7 separate regions of the Homo sapiens genome follow, and all the other regions are linked to region 1. The links are chromatin loops, found by intact Hi-C in ENCODE. Cell type or tissue: GM12878. All regions are shown on one strand. Region 1 overlaps SORL1 (sortilin related receptor 1). Region 2 holds the start of LOC105369533 (a long non-coding RNA gene). Region 3 overlaps SORL1-AS1 (SORL1 antisense RNA 1). Region 4 overlaps SORL1 (sortilin related receptor 1). Region 5 has its middle 75 kb from the start of SC5D. Region 6 has its middle 94 kb from the start of TECTA. Region 7 overlaps SORL1 (sortilin related receptor 1).

Evidence for each region. Hi-C counts contacts between places; a loop is a spot of excess contacts. Peaks named below come from ENCODE experiments on the same cell type or tissue, not always from the same donor. Only the 100,000 strongest peaks of a DNase experiment are listed, where the experiment ranks them.
Region 2: a loop joins it to region 1, with 5 times the contacts of the local background. A loop is called at or near these places in 63 of 110 quality-filtered maps.
Region 3: it touches region 1 in a loop (7-fold over the local background); 51 of 110 quality-filtered maps call a loop at or near these places.
Region 4: a loop joins it to region 1, with 6 times the contacts of the local background. A loop is called at or near these places in 48 of 110 quality-filtered maps.
Region 5: a loop joins it to region 1, with 7 times the contacts of the local background. A loop is called at or near these places in 3 of 110 quality-filtered maps.
Region 6: a loop joins it to region 1, with 4 times the contacts of the local background. A loop is called at or near these places in 11 of 110 quality-filtered maps.
Region 7: it touches region 1 in a loop (7-fold over the local background); 9 of 110 quality-filtered maps call a loop at or near these places.

What each region holds. Positions count from the first base shown.
Region 1 is chr11:121,589,263-121,593,262 of GRCh38, reverse strand. It overlaps SORL1 (sortilin related receptor 1), which reads right to left. Exons shown (of 48, transcript NM_003105.6): 29 at 3,873-4,000; 30 at 3,089-3,223; 31 at 2,107-2,262. Among named protein-coding and RNA genes, the nearest start is that of SORL1-AS1, 140 kb to the right of the region's middle. RefSeq lists an enhancer at 3,300-3,399. In GM12878, a CTCF peak has its summit at 1,654 (motif pointing right); DNase peaks (open chromatin) are centred at 265, 1,682, 2,307 and 3,002; H3K4me3 peaks cover 2,106 bases; H3K27ac peaks cover 3,932 bases.
Region 2 is chr11:121,234,500-121,238,499 of GRCh38, reverse strand. It overlaps LOC105369533 (a long non-coding RNA gene), which reads right to left and starts at 1,697. Exons shown (of 3, transcript XR_948108.3): 1 at 1,031-1,697. It also overlaps the pseudogene TRPC6P5. RefSeq lists enhancers at 733-1,272, 1,273-1,812, 1,735-1,924, 1,813-2,352. In GM12878, no CTCF peak of the experiment used is centred here; DNase peaks (open chromatin) are centred at 269, 1,069 and 2,239; H3K4me3 peaks cover 1,856 bases; H3K27ac peaks cover 2,812 bases.
Region 3 is chr11:121,447,205-121,451,204 of GRCh38, reverse strand. SORL1-AS1 (SORL1 antisense RNA 1) reads left to right here. Exons shown (of 3, transcript NR_183636.1): 2 at 1,306-1,509. Among named protein-coding and RNA genes, the nearest start is that of SORL1, 3.1 kb to the left of the region's middle. RefSeq lists an enhancer at 2,448-2,527. In GM12878, no CTCF peak of the experiment used is centred here; no DNase peak of the experiment used is centred here; H3K4me3 peaks cover 1,819 bases; H3K27ac peaks cover 4,000 bases.
Region 4 is chr11:121,464,307-121,468,306 of GRCh38, reverse strand. All of the region lies in intron 1 of SORL1 (sortilin related receptor 1), which reads right to left. Among named protein-coding and RNA genes, the nearest start is that of SORL1-AS1, 13 kb to the right of the region's middle. RefSeq lists enhancers at 242-291, 1,707-1,776, 1,340-2,539. In GM12878, no CTCF peak of the experiment used is centred here; DNase peaks (open chromatin) are centred at 135 and 3,457; H3K4me3 peaks cover 3,820 bases; H3K27ac peaks cover 4,000 bases.
Region 5 is chr11:121,365,917-121,369,916 of GRCh38, reverse strand. No RefSeq gene overlaps it. Among named protein-coding and RNA genes, the nearest start is that of SC5D, 75 kb to the right of the region's middle. RefSeq lists enhancers at 2,222-2,321, 2,362-2,461. In GM12878, no CTCF peak of the experiment used is centred here; DNase peaks (open chromatin) are centred at 1,294 and 2,306; H3K4me3 peaks cover 1,367 bases; H3K27ac peaks cover 3,214 bases.
Region 6 is chr11:121,192,928-121,196,927 of GRCh38, reverse strand. No RefSeq gene overlaps it. Among named protein-coding and RNA genes, the nearest start is that of TECTA, 94 kb to the right of the region's middle. In GM12878, a CTCF peak has its summit at 2,017 (motif pointing right); a DNase peak (open chromatin) is centred at 2,027.
Region 7 is chr11:121,537,526-121,541,525 of GRCh38, reverse strand. All of the region lies in intron 12 of SORL1 (sortilin related receptor 1), which reads right to left. Among named protein-coding and RNA genes, the nearest start is that of SORL1-AS1, 87 kb to the right of the region's middle. In GM12878, no CTCF peak of the experiment used is centred here; DNase peaks (open chromatin) are centred at 715, 2,275 and 3,295; H3K4me3 peaks cover 865 bases; H3K27ac peaks cover 3,500 bases.

The sequences.
Region 1 (4,000 bases):
GGGGCTTTCCCTATATCTCAGAACCACTCTGCAGAAACACAAGGTACATGGAGACAGGTGATAAAAAATAAAAAGGGGGAGAATGCCAGGCCAAGGCAAATCATGCCCTGGACAATAAGGGAGGCATCAGAGGGCTCCAATACTGGGGAGGACATGAGCATTCATCAGTATGGGCCTTATCAGAAGAAAAACTGAAAGGGGGAGAAATATGAGGTTAATAAGCCAGTTAGAAGACTTCTACACTAAACAAAGAAGATCCACGAGCTACAGATAACAATGAGTTTAAATTTGTCCCAGCACTGCGCACAAAAAAGAAAGTACAAAAGCTGAACAGGATATATAAACAGAGATCTGATCACTGGATTAGTCAGAATTTGCTAGAGTCTATTAATGTCCTGGTCAGAGTTTCAATAAGCAAAAACAACTTGAAGAGGATAATCAAGTTATTCAATAAATATGTAGGCCTTGAGGAGAAAGGACAGACACAAAGTTTTGTTTTCTCTTTTACAATTCATTTTAATTTGAGAAGCATTTTAGGGGATACTGACTATTTGCCTATTATTGTAGGAGACACAGAGCAGGACTCAAAGTAGTAGACAGCATGATTCCCAAACAGGAAGTCCACACAATGGCTATGGAAGCAAAGATCAACACGCATGAAATAATTAGGAAGCAATATATGGCAGATCATAGTTAAGAATCAAAAGGTCAATGGGTAAGTTTAATGAGACTGGAAAAGAGATGGAAATCATTTAAAGGAATCAGTGAAAGCGCCACAGAGGTGGAGCTTGAAAGGAGAATAATACCCTACTTGTTCAAAGCAGAAATCCCAAACTTTTGTGAACCTAAGAATCATATGGGGATCTCCTGGGCTCCACCCAGAAATTCTGATTCTACATTTTTTTATAAACACCCCAGGCGATTCCATTAGGGTGGTCTTTGCATCACATTTTGAGAAGTTCTGATGATATGAATATATCAAGGTCTCTTTTGCTATAAAATCCATGCTTCTGTTTGCACTGATGGATGGTGGGTTTCAGTGATAAGGAAAGTAGGAAGACAAGGTTGAGGGTACAGGAGTTCCTGCTGAGGGCAAAACCTTGCTGCAGGTGCACAGGCAGGAAAGAAGCAAGTCTATCTGAAGAAGATCAGGAATCTAGCTTGGCTGATGTAAGGAATCCAGGGAGGCAAGGAGGAATCAGCTCACAGAGGGCCTGGAAAATAGAAATTGTCAAAAATTGATCTTCTAGACAGGAGAACAAGAGGAAACTCAATATGGCAAAAAGACCACCCTAGTAAAAACATCATTTTTATAATGTTTTATAAAAAACATAGAATCAGAATTTCTGGGTGGAACCCAGGAGATCCCTACATGCTTTAGGTTCACTAAAGTTTGGGATTTTGATGTTTTTAAACAAGGAAGCAATGGAAAGAACATGCTCACAGAAGAAGGGAAAAGATCATGCAAAGCATGCAAAAAATTATTTGTTCTCCTATTATAACTGAGTTTGAAGTAGACTCCTGCTTAGGAAAGAACACAGGATCCTCACCTCTGTTCCGCCTGCTGTTAGGAGCACACACGAAATGGGATTTCAAGTTCTACCCCACCTCCAACAATATGGTGACTACAGACCTTCAGCTGCCTCTTTGAGTTTAGCCACTAGATGGCAGTGCTTACCCTTCTTTTAGTTGGACAGGCCGGCCAACTAGCAAGCTGAATTGGGCTCTCTCCCCAGAGTTTAATACACACACAAAAAGTTCCACATTAATTCCAATTTGTACTTTCCCACTAAGAAGGCAGCAAAGGTGGCATAACCATAGCCTGGGTGGAAATCAGGGTGGCTGGCATCTTGCAGGAAGGTCAGAGGCCAGTTATAGAGGATGAGATGCTCCCATTCCAATTTCCTATGCATCTATGATCCAGGAAAAAATGCTAGAAATCAGCCTTCCCTGGAGGTACACCATTAGTAACAGGCAACCTGGCCACACAGCAGAGTCCCAGACAGCAGGGCATGGGGCCCGGTTGGATTGTGCCCAGAGCACACCCCCAGAAGGTCCTCTCCACAATAGCAGGTACCACAGGAGAGGACCTGGGCCAGAACTCACCAAGCAAGGGGCAGGCTTCCTCGTCAGAGCCATCTGCACAATCTCGGTACCCGTCGCACACCCAGGTGTCCATCACGCAGGTCCCACTGCTGCAGCGGTAGTAATTGGGCAGACACGTGGAGGGCCCAGGAGTCGAGAAGGGAAGAATATGTGAATCTGAGAAAAACACCAAGCACGGAAACCCAAAACATTAGAAGCAGCTTGATCTTAGACCAAATATGTCCCAAACCTAGTGCGGATGTCCCAGTTTTAGCTGTACCTGCTGAGGGAGGCCAGTGACTGGCACAGCTCTGAGCAGCGGCTAATCTAGAAATCATGTATAATGGGTTGTCAGAAGAGGCAATATTCTTTTCCCTTTTGGGGAGTAGATTTCCCTTACTATATTTGATTTCGGTTAATATTCAGATAAGTTTGCTTTTGCAGGGGCTGGTGAAAGAAACAGGTGGCTGAGGAGGCACAGGGTGGCTAAGAGAATTCCTACTGAGGCAAAGCATTGTGTTCTAGTTAATTCAACCGCAACTACTCCACGACCTGGTTCAGAGATGAGAATGCCAGAAAGGAAAGGGGCAAGTCTGCATTCCACATGAGTGCTCCTCAAATGCATTGTGGAGCACACAGGACCTGGGGGCTTATTAGCATGCAGATTCTGACTCTGTAGGTCTGGGGTGAGGTCAGAGATTCTACATTTCTAACAAGTTCCAAGGAGATGCAGATGCTACTGGTTGCAAACCATACTTTGAGTAGGAAGGCTCTAGACTTCTCACTCTGCCCTGCAAATACGGAATAAATAGCCTGAAAATAGGAGAAACCAACCACACTTATTTCAAAATGAGAAAGAGGAACAGAAAAAATTTGAGTCACTCCTCTCACAAAAATATGCCCCCCAAAACACGGAATCAGCCAGGCACATCCTGCATAGCTGGTGGAACTATTCTGGTGTGTCTTGGTTATGGGGCTAACCCAGGCCCCAGGGGCCTCTTACCTCCACAATCCTTCTCATCAGACCAGTCCCCACAGTCGTTCTCCCTGTCACATTTCCATCTGTTGGGGATGCAGTGGCCATTCTCACACCGAAACTGGAAGTAGCGGGAGCAGTTTGGGGCTTCTGTGGGGTTTTCTGCAGAGATCAACCACATCATCAGTTGCTTTCCCTGCATCAGTGTGAACACAGGGCTCCAACTCTAGGCATCCTCCTCCAGACCCAAGTTCCAGGGCAACCCACACTTCCCACCCATAAAGAGATAAGGCAGCTTCATGGACCCAATGGGGAACAAAAAATACACCTACAAACTAAACAAAACCCCATCTTCCCAGCCCCTAACCCATGTTCCTCTGATCTATACTACAATATCCTGAGAACAATCACCTGAATTTTAATTCTGACATTTTACCAAAGGAATAAAACAACTATTGATGGTAATCCAATCATGACAATAACTATTACATTGTGGCCTGTCACTTTTAGGGGGAGGTCACTCCATAATATTTACCATAATTCCTTATCTACCACCTTCCTTATACATAATGTGGTCTTCCCAACCACAGAAAGGAAAGGAGATCAAATAAACTTTTCCCTAGCACCTGCTGGGTGCCAGCTGCCCCCTTCAAGACTCAACTCGTATGAGTATTCAGGAACTGGCAGCAACTGCTGCTGAGTTACGGGAAGGCCAAGTCTGCAGTGGGGTTGCCGGTGAGTGTCCCTGTAACTGCAGGCATCACTGTTAACTAGAGGATTAGGATGTGAGGAGGCAGACTGGACATCTTACCGCAGTTGGCTTCATCAGAATAATCGCCGCAATCATCCATCCCGTCGCACTTCCAAATCAAACTGATGCACACTCCATTCTGACACTGGAAACCGAACTCATCACATACCTTGTGGAACTCAGGATCT
Region 2 (4,000 bases), 350 kb after region 1:
ACATTATAGGCTCCATAAATAACATAACCAATGTTTTCAATGAATTTGTGGTTATAGTTGATGACCACTGATTTCACTTCAGAAAGTCCAAATATAGCCTAGAGCAGTGTCTTAAAACTCTGTTGTGAAGGCTTCACTTTGTTTTGCACCAATGTAGTAGTAGAGGTTGAACATTCCCATCATAAAGGCCACAAACACCACAATGAACACATTCAGCCCATATCATGCCTGTGTGCTTATTAAATCTGTTTTTCTCCAGCAGAGGCAGGTTAAACATGAAACTGAAGCTTCAAGATGACTTGACTTGCCCTACGCAAAGCAGCGCATGATTTATTTTTTCCGGAGACTACTGCCAACCAGGCCTGTGTGTCAGTCTGTAAGCATCCAACAGCAGGTCTACTGTACAAATAGGTCTTTTGTCAGACACTTGATTAACCCAAAATACAGCCTTTCCTGTTGGATTAGTACTACCAAAGCCTCCTGTTCTTCTCACTGTGCTGCTTCCCAGCTTTATGTCAACAACTGAGCAATTCTTTTTCCTGGGGAAGCAGACCACAGAGTTGAGGAACTAATAACTAATTGAATTTCTCTGGTATAATCAGAACCAATCATTTCCGTATGCACAGTGCCACCTCTAGATCTTTCAAGTAATAGACCGACGGTTCCTGAGGGCAAGGGTCCCCCAACTCCCGTGGGGACCCTCTCCAGTGGCTCCCAGGAAGCAGGGAAATGAGAACTGTGCTGCAAAGGTCCACGGCAGCACTGCCCGCCGCGGTGGGAGACAATTGTTGCCGTTTGTAAGGGCACTGGCTGTGCCGGATATGCCTCAGTTTATTGAGGTGCTCTCTAAATAAACAAGCCTCAGATTCCACTGGGTCTTAGTACTACCAATTGCTCCAGGTTTTAATGTTGCAACTACAGGAGCGGTAAGTTTTGTAGCTAATTCATTTTCTCGCCCACTAAGGGGAGAGAGAGGAGGTGGCCATTCACTTAATTCAGCAGGTGGAGCTGAGGGGCTAGTAAAACATACCTTTTTCGGTTTCCCTTTCTTTGATTTCCTCCGGTTTCTGTTCCTCACATTCAGAATCTGAAGTTAGTTTTTTACACTCGCCCTCCTCTTCCTCATCTGAATCTGCCTCATGATCTGTTTGAAATGGCTCAAGAGCTGCTTTTATTAGTGCCCACATTGACCAAACCGAGACTGGAATATTTGCTCCACCTTTATATGTTTTTTTAAAAATCTCTGCCAATTCTCTCCCATTCATCCAACTCCATAGTCCCTTGTTCCGGGAACCATGGGCAAAACTGCTTTACTGCACTGAAGAGTGATAAATTCTGAGCACTAACTTTCACTCCCCCCTCTTCATAATAAACGCCTTAAGAAATTTAAATAAGCAGAATGTCTGCTTTCACTTTGTCCCATTGCTACCCTGGTTCTTCCCAGCACTCAGCTTTCCTGCTGAGCTTCTTTTAGACATCCTCAGGTGTCCTCTGATGATGCGTCCTCTGCTTTCACACGCTCTAGCGTTCCTTCACCGGGGTCTTTGTCACCCCACATTGAGCAGCCAGGAACGTTGGGGTGATCAGACCCAACACCAGGTCATGGGGGTGACAAAGCCCGGCGGAGTCAAAGGATTGAGAAAAAGCCAGTTTGAGACAGAGAAGTGGGACCAGCGGGCCATCACGATCGTGAAGGCCCTGAGCCCTGGGAGCCCCCGCTATTTATTTGTAATCCAACAAAGAAACAGGTGGTGAGAATGTGGAGGTCAAAAGGGCAGGCACATGATCTACAGCTGTGACAGTTTAGCATTTATATGGAACATGTTCTGCTACTTGAGATAACGGAAATACAATGGATCTAGGAGCCTAGGAGGGCTAGAAGCAAGGAGCCAGCAAGTCTAGACACATTCCAGAGGACATTATGTCAGTCACGCAAGCCCCACCTCAGCTTTCTTCCCAACGCTCAGCTTTTTTCCTTAACACTTTCTCTTTTATTAGAGACAAGATCTCACTCACTCTGTTCCCCAGGCTGGAGGGTAGTGATATGATCATGGCTCATTGCAGTCTCAAACTCCTGGGCTCAAGTGATTCTCCCACCTTAGCCTCCTGGGTAGCTGGGACTACTGGTGAGAGCCACCTACATGTCTCTTAACCATGAATTATGTTCACAAAAATCCAAACTTCAGAGTCATTTTGTATAGACCTGTGGTTACAAATTCTCAAAGGCGACTTTCTTTTTCTACTAATAACCCAGCCCAAACCAGAAAAATTTACTTCTGGTTTCCTTTGCTCTGATGTGAGTTTTTTTAGTTGGTCCATTGTCATCATGGGTATTGCTCTCCAAGGATCCTCCCTTGCTCTGGCAAGTTCATCTTCTGTCTCCCAGTAGCCATTAAAATAACCACTTTTAGGTTACCAACATTGCTAAATGCATGGGAGGCAGTGAAGGTTTTATTGTCAGCTTTCTATTCTGATTTCCAGCTCCCTTTTAGTTTTGAATGATGAGAATTTCTTTGACCTTCTATGAGGTCATTTATACTTTTATCAATATGATTATCACATTTTATCTTGTATTTCCAGATGTTTGCACTGGAAGGAATGTTTTGGCTATCTAGTCCACCATGTTCCTGGATATGTATGTCCCCAAGGTGGTTTTCATTCCATCCCACAGTTGTTGGCATTTCCTAACAATATCTCCTCAAGGGCTCCATGAGAAACAGTTACATCTGCCGTGTATTCCTCACTAACAACCCCCTCCCCAATTTTCTTTTTAATTACTGTAGTCCTGCTTAACTCTCACTACACAAAAGAATCTTTATTCACCTCTCATCATCCTGCTACTTCAGACAACACTTTAAAGGCACTGGTCCCACAGTTCTAGCTCATAAGTAGAATAAATGGAAAAAGAAAAAATATGTGTGTGTGTGTGTGTGTGTGTGTGTGTGTGCAGTGTGTATCTATTTATATTCATTTCCTAACTACCAATACTTTGCATTTCCAAAATTGCACCTACTACCTCCATGCCCAGTTCTTGTATTTTACAAAAGCCTGTTTGTGGTGAGCCTTCCTGGCTCTGGAGATAGCTTTGTCCTTTCCCATGGCACTGTGACAAAAACTGCAGCTACCTCTGCAATTTTGAAGTCCTCAGGATATCCATCCCTACTCTAGGAAATAGAACTCTGATTTCTCTGTTTGTGATATTAGGCAACTCTTTTCTGGCATCCAAATCAATCAGTTTTCACAAGAATCTGATGATGTTTGTGATCACAGTCGGAGTCTGTGGAGCCCTACCTGTAGATTCCAGCTACCACTAAGATTTCAGATCAGCTGCCACTCCCCTGACTCAGTGAACTCACTGCAGCTTCAGCATGGATTGCAATCTCCGTTCCGAGCCAGGCCACCACATACAGTTTGCAGGTTGTGCATTGAACAGTTTTAAGAAACACCTGTCAATTGAGAAAAATGACAAGATAAGTCTCAATCATTTTAGGAGGTTTATTTGCCAAAGATATAAGCGTGTGCGCCCGGGAGACAGGACTATGCCTTTCTCTGAAGTTGATTTTAAGGGCTCCAAATTTAAAGGGGAAAGAGCGGAATATTGAGAAGTACACAATTTCCATGTAAGAGGAAGGTAGGGAAAAATAGTCATTCATGCCTTTGTCTGGCTCAGTGAATCTACATTTTTTTACATAAGATGACATAGACAAATGAGGCAGAGGAAAACTGCAGGGAATCTGCATTTTACATAAGATAATATAGACAAAATGGGGCAGGGGAACATCAGATATGCATATGTGTCTGGTGGGCTGGGGGTGACTCCACCTATAAATATAAGCTATCATTTTACATTGCCATGGTGAAATTTTAACAGAAATACATTAAAAGATCTTGCAGCTCACTAGGAATTTCCTTGAGGGCAAATGGGGGGAGGCAAGTAGCTTTACATCTTGTAGCCATCTTATTTAGGAACCAAAAGGGGGAGGCGGGTTTGTGTGACCCA
Region 3 (4,000 bases), 140 kb after region 1:
TATTTCATTTTATGTTTCACTGCCCTCTGAACTCAGATCCTGGTTTTTGATAAGAATAAAGACACAGCAAGCAGGGCTGAAAGGGAGACTACCTTTATAGTTGCATACAAGCTGCTGTTCAGGGGAAGGAAGGGATGGTCAGTTCAATTTTCTAAAAACATTCCTCATCTCCGACAAGCCACGGTAGCCCGATTCCTACCCCGGCCCACTCTAGTACTTTTCAGGTAGCTTAGCAAAGCCCCCTCCTCTACCTAGGACTACCACTGACAACCTGCCAGAGTCAGGCCAGCTTGCCTCATCTCCCTGAAGCCAGTATTCAACCACCCTACCCTACCCCATGCCAGACTTGCTGGGGACCTCTGCCTCAGGTTCTGCACTCTCCCACCTCCTCCCACACCCGATTTTCTCCCCAAGTCAGATGATGTCTTTCTGTCCATCTCAACATAATTACAGAACCATCCAGTTCTCCCCACCAAGCAAATCATGCATTCTCTATGTTAACCACCCTGCTTTGTTCATTATACATTGTATACAGGTATCAAAATACCACACTTTCCCCAGTGTGGTATTATTGGGGTGCCTTCATCCTGCACCCCAACTTTGATGTTATTTCAGAGGGATTGAGGAAGTGGTAGCTTGTTTACAACCCAGAGCTGGTTTTGAAGCTGAGAGGAACGCCTTGCTCATATTGTGCAATTCAGCTCTAACTCATATATATAACATATATATTTATTATATACTTATATATGTCAATTAAAAATAATAATTCAAACAATCATGCATCCTCCAAGAAAGCCACTGAACCACTGTCACCTCCCACCCCTCATCTAGATCAGCTCTGTCTGGTCAGCATCACCTTACCAGGAATGGACAACCCCATGGTCTCTCAGGACCAGCAGCAAAGATATCTCTACTCCCATTTAGCCCTCAAAGGAAAATGAAGGGAATATGGCTAAAGTGAGAACATCCTGTAGATGATTCAATTATTGGGGTTTTTCCAACATATATTTAATGAGAACCTTCTCTGCAAGAGCAAGTGTCAGAGTCCCAGCAGAAAACAGAGACAGGAGTCTCCTAAGTGTGGATTTGAAGATGGGCATCTGTTTGCCCACACAAACTGCTGGCTTAAGGTTCAGATGGCCCCTTGCACAGAAGGACTAGTAGGGCAGGGCCAGCTACTTGCTCATTTTGATGTTGATTTGCAACTTGAATGCTAGAGAATTGGTAAGAATATTCAAACATGGTTAATTAACTCCTTGCAAGCCCTCCTATCTAATCATTATCTACATTCCAAACCATTCTCAGGTAGATAATCAGCAACCCCCCAAGACTGTGCCTGCTGCACAACTACAGAACGCAGTGGAAGACACGCTGAATTCTGAGTCAGAAGGTTGACTTTCTAGCTGTGGGGACTTGGCCAAACCTCCTCAGAGCTTCAGTTTTCTCATCTGTAAAATAGAGATCTTAATCCCTACCAATCTCACAGGACTGCTGAGAGTATCAGATGAGGTAAGTATATAAAATAGCTGTGCAAATTTGTGTGAAGGCCTCCAGAGAGAAATAGTGCATGCAGGTGGCATTAGAAACATAGATTCTAGTCCTGGCTTTGCAACCAAATTATTATGTAATTTTTTGTCTTGATCATCTTGTCTCTTACGATTTCTTCATAAGTTAAATGAAAAGACACCTTTCAGCCCTGACCACTCCCAAACCTTCAGGACCCCCACTGGGTTGTGAGATAGGAGCAGCCACAGGCAAGGTCACCCAGGACAGGAGTTAGAGCTGAATCGTGCAATATGAGTGAGGTGTTCCTCTCAGCTTCAAAACCAGCTCTGGGTTGTAAACAAGCTACCACTTCCTCTATCCCTCTGAAGTAACATCAAAGTTGGGGTGCAGGATGGAAGACAGTACCATATCCCCCTCTGTCCCATCTTGCATGGCCTTGCTCGGATGCTGCCCAGCATCATGACGAAAATCAACATGCACGGAAATGTAATGATAGACTCACAGCTGTGTATAAAACAGTCTTAAGCCTGTTGTCAGACTTTAAACTGCCCTCCTCTGTCCTACTGCCCATCTTAGGCCACTGGAGATGGAGGTAGAGGACAAACACACAGAGGTCACAGTGTCCTACATTTTTATCCAGGTGGAGTCATGTTTAAAATAGCAGCAAGGACAGCCACGAAGAGGAAAAAACTCCCCAAAGCCTAATTTGACTTCTTTCTGTTCTTTCTCTTCCTGTGGCCTTCTCACATGCTCACCTCCTGGCTGGCCAACTTCTATTCAGCCTTCAGGTTTCAGAGCAGCCTCCTTAGGCACCTAGGCTAGGTTACAGCCCTCACTCTAAGGCTCTAGTCCCCTGTAGCCTTTGATACTTCCTCTCTGGTCACTTGCTTAATCTCCATCTTCCTCTTAATCTACAAGCAGCAGAATGACAAAACCAGTCTATCTCATTCAAGTCTAGACGCCCAGTGCCCAGCATACTCTTGGCACATGGTGGCACTCAATGATATTTATAGGATGCATGCATTTAAATGAAGGTGAGAAGTGACACCACCTTTGTCCTGGTGGCAATGGTTGGTTAAGGGGCCAATGTAGTTGAATCTCAGATCTTTTCTTACCACCATCTGCTTCCCACCTCGTTTTCTCCCCCAAAGCAGGCCTCTCTGAGTCACGCAACCAGACCAGAGTCATTAAAGCAGAAAAGGGACTTCCCTGCCCTTAGGATGGTAAACATTGTTCCCTCTTCCATGTTACTTTGGCCAAATAACTACCATTGACCTCACCAGCTCAGGCAAAATAGAAATACCCGCCTGCCCCCAAAGAAATAACTCCTTCTCCTGCTGTTGCCAAAATCTACTTCAGTTAGGAAAGCGTCCAAGATAATTGATGAGGTTTAAAATACAAATGCACCCAGAGCATAGAATAAGTAACTTATATTCTCACTCTTGATTAAATTAAATCCAAAGAGGAGTTTCTGGAAATAGCAGTAAGTTATTTTGCATAGCAGTGATTTACATTTGCATAACATTATAACAGCATTATCTATCTCATTCCATCGCACAGCAACCCTTTGAAGTGGGCCAAAGCGAGAATTATTGTCACCCCCATTTTACAGACCTTAAGCATTGAAATTCAGAAAGGAAGACTATTTGCTTTGCCTAAAGTTAAACAGGCTTGCTAACTTACTGTTAGTAAGGGATAAATTTGAACCCAGGCTCCCTTTTTCTGCCACATCTGATACCTCTCTTAGGAAGAGAAGAGCTGGTATTTCAAGTCCTGGGTATAGTGGAACAGCGGGAATTAGGGCAGAAAGAAGGAAAGGGAGTGGCTGTAGGCCTCACCTCCTTCACAACTCAGCCCTGCCTTAACCAGCACTGTCTCCCTTCCTAGGTACCTAGCCTAGGTGAGATGCTGTATCTGCTTGACCCTCACGCCCTGATTGGGACAAGTTAGCAGTAATGTTACAGTTACAAAGCTCACAAGTCCAGTCCTGTTTTCTATACTTTTCTAGGAGATGAATTTAGCGAGGGATTTGGTTTCCAATGTGTTTCAAAACCTGTGAGAGAGCGCAAGTTTTAGAAGGTCCCTCAGACAGGCACAGTGACTTATGCCCTTAATCCCAGCACTTACAGAGGCCAAGGCGGGAGGATCGTTTGAACCCAGGAGTTCAAGACCAGCCTGGGCAATGTGTCGAAACCCCACCTCTACAAAAAATACAAAAATGAGCCAGGCATGGTAGCACATGCCAGTAGTCCCAGCTACTTAGGAGGCTGAGTGGGGAGGATCGCTTGAGCCCAGGAGGTCAGGGCTGCAGTGAGCTGAGATCGCACCACTGCACTCCAGCCTGGGTGACAGAGAGAGACCCTGTCTCAAAAAAAAAAAAAAAAAAAGCCCTCAAGTTTTGGTTCCACTGTTTACCCTTGTCTGGCCTTCATCCCTGCGTAACTCAACTTCCTGAACTTCTAGATCAAGAAAGCATTTAGACCTTTCTCACAAA
Region 4 (4,000 bases), 120 kb after region 1:
GTCTGAGGCACACGTGGAAGGAAATCAAGCTTCTGGGACTCCAGCCCGCACAGTCCACCCCACCCACGAGTAAGCCTAGACTGATGACAGTTCAAGCCTGGGCCAACCTGCCCTCCGAGCTGTCTTCTCATCAAGGCTCTGCGGCAGAAAACCCACAGCTCCTTTCTCCTTCTCTCGCTTCCTCCCCCCAGCACACTCGAACTTTCCCCACCCACTCCTTGAGGTGCTCTCAGATGTCATCAGGGAAAAGAGAAACACCTGTGCCACATATTTGGCTGGCAGAAGGACAAAGCAGCTAATCCTTAACGACGTTACTTGGAGTTTTAAATACCTGCATTTAATTTGATCCAGGATCAAACTCTTTTTGAAAAACATTTGAAAGGCGACCTTACTTTAAAGAAAAGGACCTAGGAATATGTGTCCTTCCAAAATGTCTCTCCTCATTCCCAGATAGAGAAGTCCAGGCAAGCACTAACAGAGAAGTGCAAATAAGAAATAGAAGTAAATAAATTATTTAATCCAGAATGCTACAAAGAGAAAGCAGCTAAAGGAATCTCCTCCGGTCGCTGAAGCCTTCCCTTTTCCTCCTCTCCAGCCCAATCCCCTGGATCCATCTGGAGATCAGAAACTCACAACACATGTGCCCTGGGAATCCCAGCTAAAAGTTTCCTCCCCTCCCAAAACATCTGCACTCTTGAACCAGAGTGGGGATAGAAAACTATGCAAATGTCAATACAATAAAGGACTAGGAACCTAGAAAAAAAAAATCACCCATGTTCCCCTGGGATCTGGGATAAAAAGTCCTCAAATATTCAACTTGGGCATCCTCAAAGATGACATCAAAATGCTCCCTCTGGCAGGTAACACTCAGATAATGCTTTGAGTAGGTTGCAAAGCTTTCAGTGATCAGAGTGGGCAAAAGGTCTGAAGATAACTTGCTGAAATCGATCTACTCAGAGGACAGGAGACCTCCTCACCAATCCCAAGGCAGGTGAAAGGTGAGAAGAGCACCAAGGGCAAGCCTCAAAACATCCAAGGGCTTTTCTACAAAGAAAAACTCCCATCCTGGCTAACACGGTGAAACCCGGTCTCTACTAAAAATACAAAAAATTAGCCGGGCGTGGTGGCGGGTGCCTGTAGTCCCAGCTACTCGGCAGGCTGAGGCAGGAGAATGGCGTGAACCCGGGAGGCGGAGCTTGCAGTGAGCCAAGATTGTACCACTGCAGTCCAGCCTGGGCAACAGAGCGAGACTCCACCTCAAAAAAAAAAAAAAAAAGAAAAAAAGAAAACCTCTAGAAGGCAAGCCTGGTAAAACACCTGTTTGTTTGTTACTTTGTTTCTTTCTCTTCTTTTTTTTAAGGAAAGCTTTTTTTATTAGATGTCCCTTTTACTCATAAGAGCAGACTGAAAAGGGGCAGCCCAGTAGGGGGATAAAATCCCTGGCAAGAAATGACTTGTACGAGGGCCACCAGGCACTCGCAGGAACAGCTCAGCTCCTTTGCTTGGCGAGATGTCAGGCACATCCTGGTCATAAGAATAACTCCCTGGTGAGTCACAGCTGATCCCCAAGGCAGCCCGGGTGCCCATCCCCCCACAGCAGACCTAGTTGCAGGAATCAGGAATGGATGCGCGCAGGACAGGGGAGCCAGCAGGCAGGCTGACAGGAAGTAAATTTTATTATCAAGACATGCATTCTACCCTCTGGCCTCACCTGTCTCCTCTGTCTCCACCTTGCCCCCATCCTCACCCCCAGGGGAAAGAAAAGAAGTCAACAAAGCAGGCTTTTCCTGCTAGCTCTCCATGGCATGTGGCCAAGACACCAGCAGCCCAGGGCAGACCCCAGCAATCAAGAACAACCCACAGGTCCCTAGATCCCTTTACTTAATCAGTGGCTTCCGGTTTGTTTGGTTCCTTTTCCATCCATCCCCAAGGATCTCCCCCTGATCTCCCCTTTCCTCCTCCCCAAGCCTTTTTCCATCGCCAATCCCCCACACAGGTCCCACACCCAGAAGACACTGGCCTGGGAGTGGGTGGGAGGGTGGTTTTCCCAGGAACATAACCTTGACGTGCAATCAGCTATAACCACAACCCCGGGGTGTGAACAACCTTCCCTCTCCCCTGTCTAGCTCACAGGGCATAGCTGGAGCTTGATAAATGAGACACAATTAATTGGAGCTGTTAAGGCAGCAGGGAGGGGCCGAGTGCCTCCCCTCAGAAGGCAAACAGAGAAAAATTACATGCCACAGAAACCTCTGAACACAGAAACTGCATCATAAACAACAAACAGCATCTGGCTCATTGGCAGGTCGTTAAGAGTCAAGATAACTCCTCCCACCCCACCCCCCAAAGATCACCTGGCCTAGGGGGGTCCCATGCCCCACTGAAGGTCAGAATCACCTAAGAGGCCCCACTCCACGCCTACCGGCTCTGTCGCCCTCTGCCTGGAGCCCAGGAATCAGTCTTTTTTAAAAGACACACCCAGCCGGGCGTGGTGGTTCATGCCTGTAATCCCAGCACTTTGGGAGGCCAAGGCAGGCAGATCACGAGGTCAGGAGATGGAGACCAACCTGGCTAACACAGTGAAAAACCGTCTCTACTAAAAATACAAAAAATTAGCCAGGCACGGTGGCACGTGCCTGTAGTCCCAGCTACTCGGGAAGCTGAGGCAGGAGAATTGCTTGAATCTGGGAGGCAGAGGTTGCAGTAAGCCAAGATCATGCCACTGCACTCCAGCCTGGGCGACAGAGCGAGACTCCGTCTCAAAAAAAAAAAAAGGAGACACACCCCAACCCCAGGTATTTCTAATGCAGCTTCTTTGGGAAACAATGAATCTAGTTGATTCCCCTGCCTCCTGGCAGGAGTTGGAACTAAATGACGGTAGCTAGAAAGATGTACCATTTTTGGCGGGGGGGCTTGTCTTTGGGGATTTGGGATGGTCATTAAAACTCTAGGATATACTGATGATATATGCTACAATGTGGCTGAACCTCACAAACAATATGCTAAGTGAAAGAAGCCAGATACAAAAGGTCACATATTGCATGATTGCATGACACCATTTATATGAAATGTCCCGAATAGGTAAATCCATAGGGAGAGAAAGCTGATTAGTGGTTACGAGGGGCTGGGAGATTGGAGAGGAGGGAATCACTGCTTAATGGGTAAGGGGTTTTATTTCAGAGCGATGGAAATGTTTTGGAAATCATGGTAGCACAACATTGCGGCGATATTAAGTTCACTGAACTGTTCACTTTAAAATGGCTAATTTTATGTAATGTGAAATATACTCAAATTTTTTTAAGGCCTCTAGGACCTGCAGAGAACATTATATTTCTCAAGTGCTAATCAAGAACCTAGGAGCTTCCACTCTTAAGAAGTGCTCCTTTTATCTCATCTCAAGCCCTCATGCTACCAAAATATGCAGCTAGAATGAGTCATACAGGAGGCAGGCTGTGGACTGGGTCTCTGGCCAAACCAATCCTTCAAAGTGCTGTCAGCGGCATCTGCAGAGCCACAGCATCCGCACAGGCCTCCCTGTCCCCAGCTGGAGAAACAGCCGCAGGCCCAAGGCTAGCATCCACCGCCAGCTCACAACAGTGGATGCCACCCACACCTTGACTCGCCTCGGCATCTTCATCGAACAAGTCCATATCACCCCACAAGTGTTGTCCCTCAGCCCCCTGCGTGCCCTGGCAACCCGGAGAGGTGAAATGATTCACCTCCTATTATTCAGAGTGAGGGGAAGGACCTGCTACCACCCAGTCCTCAAGTTCTGGGTTGTTATAAATAGAGGGGAGGAAGTCAATGGCTTGGATGAAGGGACTGATTACTCATGCGTTCACTTGCGGATGAAGTAGGCACTGAGGTCTGCTAGGTGCCAGGCACCCTGTAGGCTCTTTAATCATTTCTTACCTGTTAGCTCACACAGAGCACTTCTGGGGGAATTAGGGTTGCAAGTCTAAGCCAATGATGAGAAGTTTCCAATAAAACCACCGAAATC
Region 5 (4,000 bases), 220 kb after region 1:
ATGTGAAAGGAAAAGAAATCTTGTGACCTCAAACTCACTAAGCCAAAGGGAAAAATCAAGCTGAGAACTGGGCCATGAAAACCTGCCTCCCATTTTGGTTCCCAAATAAGATGACTACAAGATGAAAAGCTACACACCTCCTTCATACTTTGCCCACAGGGAAATTCCTTGTGGCCTCCAAGATCTTCACCCCAAAGCATTTCTGTTAAAATTCACCAGGACAATGCAAATCGATGGCTTATCTTCACAGGTGCAGGGCCACATAGGACGGAACTCAAAGTCATCCTTTCTGCCCACCTGACACAAAGGCAGATCTGATCGTTTCCTCTGCCTTATTATCTATGTTATTTTATGTAAAAATGCAGATTCACTGAGCAAGACAAAGGCATGAATGACTATTTTCCCCCACCCCCCTCCTACATGAAAATTGTGTATTTCTCAATATCCTGCCCTTTCTCCTTTAAATTTGAAGCCCTCAGAATTATCTTCAGAGAAAAGGCATAGACCTGTCTCCAGAGTGTGAGTCCTTAACTTTGGCAAATAAACTTCCCAAAATGATTGACGCTTGTCTCGTCATTTGCCTCGATTGATAATTACCCACTGAGATAAATGCCTGTGATGCCTTAAGGTGCTCAGAACACAGAGTAAGTCTAGGATCTTAATGTCAGCATTGTGGTTTAGGGGAAAATAAAAGGTTGCTGTTCATACAGAGTGGTCTCTCATATATGCCTCGGGATTAAACTGCAATTCACAGAAAACCCTAACAATCTTGCTTTCTGAACGCTTTTTGAAAATATGCAGTGAATTGCCAAGACCAGGATGTTCTTCATCAAGGACTTCCGAGGAGATAAGATTTAATTTGCTTTTTTGTTGGTCTTCTTGGGGCGGGTGAACTCCAGGGAGTGATGTGTGTTTTCTGTAAAGTCAGCAAGCTATTGTTGAACAGAATTTCTGCAGATATTGTCAGTGGGAACATAATTTGGGTCAATGAATCATAAATTCTATTTTGGTAATTTGCCGAAGACAACATTGAAAACAGAGCTAGCCCAACGGGGAAAACTGGAAAGAGACACACAGCTCAATAGCATGGCAATAGGGCAGAGGGGGAAAGAAGTGAGACATTCTGCCTAACAGACTGCAGACTTCTCTTCAAATGATTAGCCACCAAGCAGGTTGGATTTTTTTTTTCCTTCCAAGTCCTGGGAACGACGGCAAAGCAGTTAACACAGACTGCACAGTCACAAACCAACAGAAACATGACACTTGAGGTAAGTCCCCTAAGATTCTCAGATAACTACCTCTGTTCAGTTCATCAACCCACAAACAATCCAAACTTGTCTCTTGGAAAAAATTCCCAGACCTTCAATGCAACAGCCTTGTGCTGCTCACATTGTTCTAGTTTCTGTAGGTTACAGAAAACAGTCAGCTCACACACTGGCTTCATCTTTCCTTCCTTTTGGTTCAGGAAATTCAGGTGCAGCTATTGGTGGTGGGAGGTGGATGGAGGAGCAGTGAAAATGAATGCAAATGAGGATGATTTTTTCATTAGATGTGGCTTTTCCTTAATACAATTTTATTCAACTTTATAAATGAAGAAACTGGAGATGAACAACAGTAACAAATAACCCCAAGTCTCCATTATTCATTCCAGGAATTAAATCTAGGACCTTCAACTCAGATGCCCTTTTGTTTAGCTCCTCAGGATACTGGAGGGAGAGAAAAATTTTACCTGAGCGTTTACTCAAAACCAAGGTCAGACAATGCTGTATTTACCTCTATCACCATCCTCTGCTCAGTCCTCAAGAGCTTTGTGCAAGTGAGAACAGCTGTCCTTTGTTTTAAACAAGGACAAGCAAGACAACTGAAGTTTAATTGCAACAGGATGCATTTGGATTAAGTGTGGGAAAAAAAAAATTGTTGGATTCCAAGTATTGTGAGACCAAGGAATGAATTACAGGGGAGAGTGACAACATTTTTTTTTTCTAAAGATTTTGGGGACAGCTCTGTTTCTGGAATGTCCGAAGATAGTCCATCCAATAGGACCAATTACCAGAATCCAGCCCCCAGAGCCTACCATTTCTATACTCATTCTTCTGGCTAATAAAGGGGGTTCTGCTTCACGCCCTCAGTACAGGTCTTTCAGCCATGACGACCAAGGCAGACCATTCTGGTTTCAGCTGGAGTGTTTCTGTTCTCATGAGACACCAGTCCACAGGGGTTCTCTGTCTCACATGTGGAAGGGAAAGTGAAAGTAGCTTCTTTTAAAATGAACAGTTACCTCCTTCTCATTGGCAAAAGGCCACTTAAATTTCCCAAGGGGGACAGAAAACCATCTTGCAAAGTTTAGAAGATATTCGTAGCAGCTGACCCGCAGCAATGTCCTAAAGCTGGGCTTTCAGAATCACTGGGTACTTGGCTCCATTCCAGTCTAATTAAGTCTCAAGGCTTGGGTAGTAGGACCCAGGCATTGATATTTTCGAAAAAGCTTCTCAGTTAACTTGAAAATGCTTCCAGGGTTGAGAAGCACCATTCTGAGTACAGTTGATATGCACCATCCTCTTTCAGAGCTTTTTAGGAGTTCAAATTTGGCTAGACCAAGGGAAGGACAGTACAAAGTGTCTACTTATATGAACTGTTCCAGTTGACTGCCATTTGATTGATGTGTTGGAGGATTAGGGCCCCAGCCATCCTATTAAGAAAGCAAGTGGACCACTGCCTGGCTGTGAGCCTGGAGGAAGCCACTTCAACGGCTTTGTTTCAAGAGCCAGGGAAGACAGAACCCGAGAGCTGTGTCTTGAAGGCTTCCTGCAGGGAGTGGGAGCTATGATTTTATTGCTAGAGAAAGAGTCTCCAAGCTGTTGATGGATTACAAGCTGCTGATCCGTCTCCAGCCCTCAGAGGGCAGAATGTGGAGAATTCCAAAACACAACATAACAGTTGCCTCTGGTACAAAGAAGACGCAGTAATTTGTGGAGGCCGCGTGGCTAAGAATGTAAAGGCAACCAAGCACTGGGGTTAAGAATTAGGAATCTGGATTTGAACCACCCTAGGTTCACATCCTACCACTTACTAGCTATGTGCCTTTAGGTATATTAATTAATTTGGGCTTCACTCTCTTATCTGTAAAATGAGGATAATAATAGTAATTACCTCATTTAATTGCGATGATTCAGTAAAATAATGGACGCTAACACTTATTTAAATATATAATGCATTCAGTAAGACTTGCCTGTATGTGTTTTGTTGGGGCAGAAGCTGCAATGGAGTCTGTGCTGATGAGGGTAGGAGTGGAGAAGGTGTTTCCTCGTCACCAGGGCAGCGGCATTGGAGATCTAGGACGAGCTAGGAGGGAAAGGTGTTCTCCACGACGCCAGGCTTGTACTGACAGGATTCTCTCAAAGTTGAGGTACCCAGTTGCTGGGTACAACCCCAGCACTTGGTAGGGAAGGAGAGCAGCTCTCATCCCAGGCTGTGCAGCCTGCGTCCGCTTAACCTTTAAAGCAAGTGAAGTTGTCACCTGGGTCTTTGTCCTCCTCATCATCCCTAGAGATTCTGAGTAAGAAAGTCTGGGGTGGACCCAAGGAATCTGTATTTTCTTAAGAGTTCTCAGGATGATTTAGCAGCATGGGCAGGGTTGAGAAGCATGGTGCAGTCTGCTCAGTGCAATTAAAAGGGTCATGAACACTCCTCTGCCCGACCTTGTTGGCGCACTGTATATTATTTTACTGCCAGAGATCATCAGCCCTGCAATTCCACTAAACGGGCATTTGTTTCAATTAACAAGTGGTCTCTTTAAAATGCACTTGATGTGAAACCCTACAGTTCTAGCACTTAAGATCAAATTCAGCAAGTGTTCAGAATTCTGAAGAGAGAGAAGGGCAGGAGGTGATTTGGGGACAGGGGGTGATGTGGGTACAGCAGACCTGGTCAGGGACTGAGAAGAGGGAGCTTTTGGCAACATGAAAGAAGAGGCCTTATGGCAGATAAGCAGAGGAAGTAC
Region 6 (4,000 bases), 400 kb after region 1:
GAAGCATTTAACTTTGTATGATGGAGACATGTTTTCCTGTGATTTAGGCAGCCTGTGTTTTCAGGGAAATTTGTCTAAACAAGATACAAATGTCAACTTAGTTTTGGGGTTCTACTTAAAATTAACTAATGAAAGTAATTTTGTATCAACATGACCAGGTTGAGAATACAAATAGAACAGGCTAACAACAGGAGACATGAATAAAATCCATAGTGGCCAAGTATCTCTAGACTCACTACATTCCTGCTAATCTTAAATTAATATTCAGAATACTTCCACTCTTCTTCTCTCTTGGAGATTCAAAGTAAGCATTTCAAATATGGGGCTTTTTTAGGGGGAAAAAATTGGGTTATGTGCTATCCACAGCCCTTTTTCTCATTTTATGCTTTGAATATTCTGATATGACACCTAGATGCTTCTGCATTATATGTTAAGTCATTTTCCCCTTGTCGAATTAGTTTGCCAAATTGCTTTCTGATCGTGACTTTTCAGGAGAGCAGACTCCGTCCCCTGCACGGCTGCAGATATTCCTTAACAGCATTTTGCAGTCATCAACGTAGAGACTCATGGAAAGTGTGAATAAATACACACTTGTAACTTCTTGATTTGAATGACCCACCTAGTTATATAAACCACATTTAAGGACCAGGATGGCCTGTTAAATTAAGAATGTTTTTGGCAGATAAAAGGGAAATACTAGGAACCTTGTTTTTTCTGCCTTTGGTTAACATATAATTAACTCAGTAACAAATTTCTATGTGCCTACAGTCTTGAAATTTAAATAATTCCACTAATACTAGGTTGATCCAACGCAAAGGTTTTCAAGCCTTAAAGTAATTAAATGTTATCTTTTTCAGTAAAATAATGTATTTTTGCCCAATTAAAATAGGGCAATATCGGTGGATTTTTGTACCCTAAAGTATTCCACAAAGGAATTCAAAAGTTAGGGGGAGAAAATAAAGAATTCTAAGTTTGTTTGTTCTTAAAAGGCTCAAAAGGTCACTATCATTCTAATATGTCTCATTAGAAGTTAAAAATTATTAAATAAACCTACACATAAAAGCATACATATATGAGTAGGTTTATGTTCTTCTTTAGTTAGTACTTTTGGATATATATAACTTCAACTTAGTACTTTTCCTCTAATTTCTCTGTCAGAATGCAGCATGATCTAGGACTGAACAATATTAAATACAGTGGCAAAGCATTTGTTATGAAAGATGCTACATTTGTGTAAGGGATTGTTATTTCGTCCAATAGGAGACTATCTTAATTTCAAAATTATTTCACCATCAGTATCTTATGCTACTGAACAAAACAACAGCTAACCTAGAGGCTAGATGCAAACAGAAACACACAACGAAATGTACAGTGAACATTCTTCCTCCATTTGTTTCCTTAGCAAATAGAATTTGATTGCTGAGTTCTTCATGGAATGATGAGTCTTTTGTATTTTATTTCTATCTATAGACACAGAGATCTGTCCCTCTGCCATGGAGATGTTGTCTTATATGAGAGTCGTATTTCAGCAAACATAATTAAACCATCACAAACAGAGCCTTCCATTAGTCAGAACAGAGTTATTGCCGTTGTGCTGTAGGTGCATGTGAAAGTATTTCACATTCTGCTGGGGGGAAAAGACCACTAAATATTGCATGGGTTTTTCTTGATCAGATTGTTTATTTCTCAACATCTTAAAGAGGTACTTAATTTTTCTTGACAGCTATTTTTGTCAACACATTAGAGAAACGGATATTAAGGGCAAAATTTGCATGGGATGCCAAGTGCTGGTATTTCCTGGAGTAATGCGTACGGTATGCATAAAAATAAATCCCATACTGTTCTCCAGAAAACGTCCTTGGCATTTGATGTGTTTTCTAAAGCTATATTCTCATAATGTCCTGCGTCTAAGGTTTCAGGGTGGTAGTGGGGCGGGGGACCGGAATCATAATTCGATTGGTGTGGTTCAATACACATTTGAGCTTCATGCAAAAATAAACAGCAGACACTAGAGGGCGCTGTTTCATTTCCTTTTTCACTGGACTGTGCTGCAGATGTCAGCGTATGGGGCACTGCAAAATATCATCATGGTCTTCTAAACAGGCCCAAATTGCAATGAAGTACAAGCTGTAGAGATCCCCTGAGTTTTAGGAGAAAGGCTGGGAAGTTCAAAACAGGGTGGATGGTAAATTAATTCAGAATTAGTAAAGAAGTAATTTTTTATTACCCTAGCCCTTCATGATTGTCTTTTGATAATTACTTAATTCCTCTGGTTGAAAGAAATTTTATTAGATTTCAAGCTCCCACTAAATGTCAAATGGTTCTAAAAATAGCTAGAATATTAGACAATGTTAAACAATTAGCGCTCTCAAGTTTTGTCGTTAGAATTTTGAGTAGAATACATACCTACTACTGGTTGAGAAACTAATTACAGAATTCCCAGTGGTCACAAATGTCAGACCCCAAGATGTTTCTTTTGATATCAAACAAATACCAAGTCAATAAGATTCCCAATTAACTTCGTTTTCAACCTTTGCTAAGCATGCACTTTCTCACCCCTTCACCCCGCAAGTAAATCTTTTAGAGCAGCAGGAAAAGGCAATGCTCTGAAGTTATCTTAACATATACTATCATATGGCTTCTCTTTGTAAAAAGAGAAGGGATTGGGTTCGAGGGGGTAGGAGAGTGGGTGGGGTTCCCCAGTTCAAGTGTCTAGTGCCACTTTGTGACATAAGAACATATGAAAAGAAGCTTCATGTTCTTATGTTACCTAGAGGAAAATTAAGGTATTGAGGCATGTAATAATTTGTGTTTCAAGTAGAGAATTAGTGGAAGAGTCAGGATCATCTCTCAGTTCTTCTGCCTTCCAGGAAGTCAACTAAAGGGCCCGTTTGTTTTCAGTTCTGTAGAAGTATTTCTCTTTAATCCAGATAGAAGTGACGGACTCAAAGGCAATGTGAGCACCATCACCACTGATTTCCAGTTCTTCTGCCTTCCAGGCACACGGGATGTTTGTGCTTCCTCATCTCTAAAAGTCAGTTACAGCCATCTGGCTGTCATTGACCAATGAAGTGGGAACAGAAGCGATATGTGTCACTTCAGGCAGAAGCACGGAAGAGCTACGGTGGGATTCTCCAGGCTGTCTTCCCTTGCAAAGGTGAATCTTGAAGCCACACATTGAGCTGACAACATTGAAGGATAATAAAGCCTCCAGCAACTTCCATTCCAGGATGACAATGAAAGCAGGGGCGACTTGTGTGAGTAAGAAAGAAACCTTTGTTAAGTCACTGAGATTGTGGGGGTGTTCTCCTTTTTTGAGACAAAAATCTCATTCTGTTGTCCAGGCTGGATTGCAGTGCCATGATCATGGCTCACTGCAGCCTCAACCGCCCAGGCTCAAGCGATCCTCCCAACTGAGCCTCCCAAGTAGCTGAGACTACAGGCATGCGCCACCACCCCTGGCTAATTTTTGTATTTTTTTTGTGGAGATGGGCTCTCACTATGTTGCTCAGGCTAGTCTCAATATCCTGGGCTCAGGTGATCTGTCTGCCTGGGTCTCCCAAAGTGCCGGAATTATAGGTATAAGCCACCACACCTGGCCTGGGGTTTTCTGTTGTGGCATTACAACCAGGTTTATCTTGATGGTAGACATGTGAAGGATGCCAACCAAGTGAGAAAACCAAAAGCCAAGAATGAAAGTGTGGCAAAAAGGATTTCAAGTAAAAAGCTTTAAGAAAAAAAACTAGAATTTTTAATCGAGGAATTTCTAATGACTTTAATATGGGAATCAATAAAGAGGTGTTGTCAAGTAAGTAATACACCATTTCCTCCTTGTATGTTTTCAGTTAAAATTCATCTAAAAAGGCAGGTGTGTTGGCTCACGCCCATAATCCCAGCACTTTAGGAGGCCAAGGTGAGTGGGTTGCCTGAGCCCGGGAGTTCGAGACCAGCCTGGGCAACATGGTAAAACCTCATCTCTACTAAAAATATAAAAAATTAG
Region 7 (4,000 bases), 52 kb after region 1:
TTATTAAAATCGATTTGGCTAGGCGTGGTGGCACATGCCTGTAATCCCAGCACTTTGGGAGGCCAAGGCAGAAGGATCTTTTGAGGCCAGGAGTTTGAGACCAGCCTGAGAAACATAATGAGAACCACATCTCTACAGAAAATTTTTTTAAAAAATTAGTCACGTGTGGTGGTGCCCCCTGTGGTCCCAGCTACTTCTCTGGAGGCTGAGGTGTGAGGATTGCTTGAGTCCAAGAGTGTGAGGCTGCAGTGTGCCATGACTGCACCACTGCAGTCCCACCTGGATGACAGAGCGAGACCCTGCCTTAAAAAAAAAAAAAAAAGATACTGCTACAAAAAGGCTAGGGGTTAAACCAACTGGTAGGGTTACAAGGCAGAATAATAAATGTCAATGGGAGACTAAGTAATCTCCCCCTACAAATCTCTCACAAGGGGAGAAATCTCACCTGGCAGATATGCTTTTGGTTTAAGAAAATTTTGAAACAGATATTTGGATAAATTAACTCATTCAGTCTCCTTCTTGTAACCAGTGTGAAGCTAAAGGTTTATATTACTTTTAAAGCAAACTGAACCAACAGAGTCAACCTATTATCCAGACATGATGGCAGCCATCTGCCCACTCAGTGGTAATGCTAAAGTCTATCTATGTGTACGTTGCCAAGTTAATTCTCTTTAAGAGCTCCTCGAACCCAACATAACCTCAGGAAATGAATCACCCCATTTCTTGAGAGTTCCCAGAGGACTCTGACAATAACTCATTAATGAAATAACAAGCAGGTACATGACCAAGCATAGCTTGTATCTGAAAATACACTGCTCATTTAGAAAATGGTGCTCTTCAGAATTTTGGGGAAAAGGCTCTTGTCTTATCAACAGCAACAGTTAAGAGAACACGCATTTTGGACTGAATTCTGACCCCCAAAGGAGAACTTGTATTGGTAAAAGTAAGTGACAAGAACCTTGTGAAGAAACAAAGTCATCTTTGCATTCTTTTTTTTTTTTTTGTATTTTTAGTAGAGATAGGATTTCACCTTGTTGGCCAGGCTGGTCTCAAACTCCTGACATCAAATGATCCACCCACCTCAGCCTCCCAGAGTGCTGGGATTACAGGCGTGAGCCACCGCGTCTGGCCCATCTTTGCATTCTTAAGTTATGAAAGAGGATATAGGGCACTAGCCTTTAGGAATGAAGAAATCAAACTGTTCAGATAAAAATATAGACATAATCCCAGGGCCAAAAACTCTCAAGAAGATGGGAAGGTCAGATAATATAATAATAAAACATAATATAACCACAGATACTCTAAAAGGAAGAAGTGTGGTAGATACCCAACTTAGGACTCTAGCAGGCAGCTACCCAGAAAAGTTCCTGATGAGTTCAGGTTTCTAAAGAACATATTCAAGATGGGAAAAAAGGTCATATAACCAAGAGCAACAAATTCAGTTACTGCTAGCTAATTCCAGCTGTAATTCTCATAGCCAGTAGTCTGTTGGAATAGTAGCAAGATAAGTTCAAAATGAATCAAGGTTTATGTTTCAAATTACCAAAATAATTGGCAGACTGGTGGGTCAGTGGATTGGTTATCTGGCAAGTTCTATAAAGAATTAGAAAGGAATAGGATCATTGCTCTGATGGCCAATAGAATAAATAATAGCAGACATAATCATATGTATCAATTTAAAAAAACAGAGCACTTGATACACATTCATCCATTCGTTCATTCATTCATTCATTTATGAAAACCATCACCCAGTTCTTCCTATCTTTACTAGAACTTTGAATTGAAAATACTTTATGTTTTCTGGCTGATTGGAAAGCTGAAAACAAAAGAAATAAAGACTTCGTTAGTAAAAAAAAAGAAAAAAATCTTTGAATAACAACATAGTAGTAAAGCTGGGTCTAAAAAAAATAGAAAAAAAATTCTATTTTGCTTTTATCTTTATCAAGGAAAATAATCTTCAAATTGGACAAGAAAAACCATTTAAGTTAAAGGAAAATCAGTACAAAATAAATTCTAAGGAACTGAAAGACTTAAAGATAGGATGATTATAGCATCCTTTTCAATAATCTCTAGGAGAATTATGAAGAACAAAGATCTCAAAAACTAGAATAGGGAAAATACTTTTATTTCCTTAATGAAGAAAAGGTGGTTTCAAGAATGGATTATGAAACAGTTTATTTGAGAGCACTCAGACGAAAAGGAGGTCAAGGCTAAGAACCCAAATGGTTTCACACACAAGTCACAACAGACTAACTCCATTTCCTTTCCTCGTGGTAATTCTTGATTTGAAAAACAGGACAATGACACAGAACATTCTTTTTTTCATGAAGATCTTTGTGGACCACGCAGTCAGATAAAATTCACTGATGGTAAAATAAGCACATCCCAAGAGTGCTGACGTATGGTTTGATCTCAACCCAAGATAAGACTTCTAGTTCTCACAGAGCTCAACACATCTGTCAATGATCTGGATAGGGATCTGGAAGGCGAATCTGCCAAATTTGCAAAGGGTAAAAGGCTAATTGTATAAATAATATAATAAATGCCGGGGCCAGGCACAGAGGCTCACGCCTGTAATCCCAGCACTTTGGGAGGCTGAGGCGGGCGGGTCACAAGGTCAAGAAATCGAGACCAGCCTGACCAACAAGGTGAAACCCCGCCTCTACTAAAAATATAAAAATTAGCTGGGCGTGGTGGTGCATGCCTGTAATCCCAGCTACTCGGGAGGCTGAGGCAGGAGAATCGCTTGAACCTGGGAGGCGGAGGTTGCAGTGAGCCAAGATGGCACCACTGTGCTCCAGCCTAAGCGACAGAGTGAGACTCTGTCTCAAAAAAATAAATAAATGCCAAAAATACAATTCAAACCAAAAAAAAATAAGCAAAAATAAAAATAAAGCTCCACATGTAGTTTCAAAAACCTGTTTGCTCAAATACAGGACGGGGAACATCCGTCCTGTTGATTGATTGATTGTATAATAAGATCCATAAGAAAGAAGGATCTCAGGTATTTTAGTTAAAGTGAACTCAGCCTACTGATACCAGTTAAAAGATTGATAAATCTCAAAATCATTATGCTGAGTAAAAGAAGCCAAATACAAAACATACAAACATGAAATTCTGGAATAGGCAGCTACAGTGATAAACATACCAGTGGTTGCCTGTAATTGGGGCAGGGGTTTGGGGGTGGAGAGCACTGACTGGAAAGGGGCACGTGAGTATTTTCTGGACTGATGGAAATACTCTACATCTTGACATGCACCCTTCAGAACTGATTAAATGGTGTAGTCAATATCTGAGCATCCTGTGGTATGCAAATGATACCTCCTCTCAAAAAAAAAAAAATAGGAGCCACCAGTTTGAGATGGCTGTTAAAAATGGAAACACTGTCAGAGGTTTTTATTAATAGATACAGAGTGTTCAGAATCATGAAGACAAAATCTCAACATCTTCTGCATGTTTCAGGCTATTGGGGCCAGATCCAGGTACCACATTTTAAGGCACTGACATCGTGAGGCAGACCTAAGGGAGAACCTAGAAGATAGAGATTGAGGATCTATAGAATATGAGGAAAGGAACCGAGGATATTCATCATGAAATGGCAGACACTCAGGAGAACATGACAGGGTCCTTAAATACTTGAAAGGCTTTCATGCAAAAGGAAGTATCTACTGTGCATCTCCAGGGAGCAGAACAAAGTCCACGAATAGAAGCTGGAGGGAGGAGAATCTGGGCTCTCCCTTACCAGAGAACTTTAATTCACAAATGAATTAGTGAACAAATGAACAGCAAACTGTCCCAAAGTAAAATGGAAGCACCTTTTGATATGGCAAATTCCCCATTAATAGAAATGTTCAAGTATAGAACAAAAGATTGTCTATCACAGATGGCACGGAGAAAATTCTTGCAAAGGGTGGCGGAAGGCTGCACCAGATATTGTAATATGTCCAGATTCCTGCTGGACATCGCCCCTTGGACCCACAACAGAGGCTTCAATTCAACC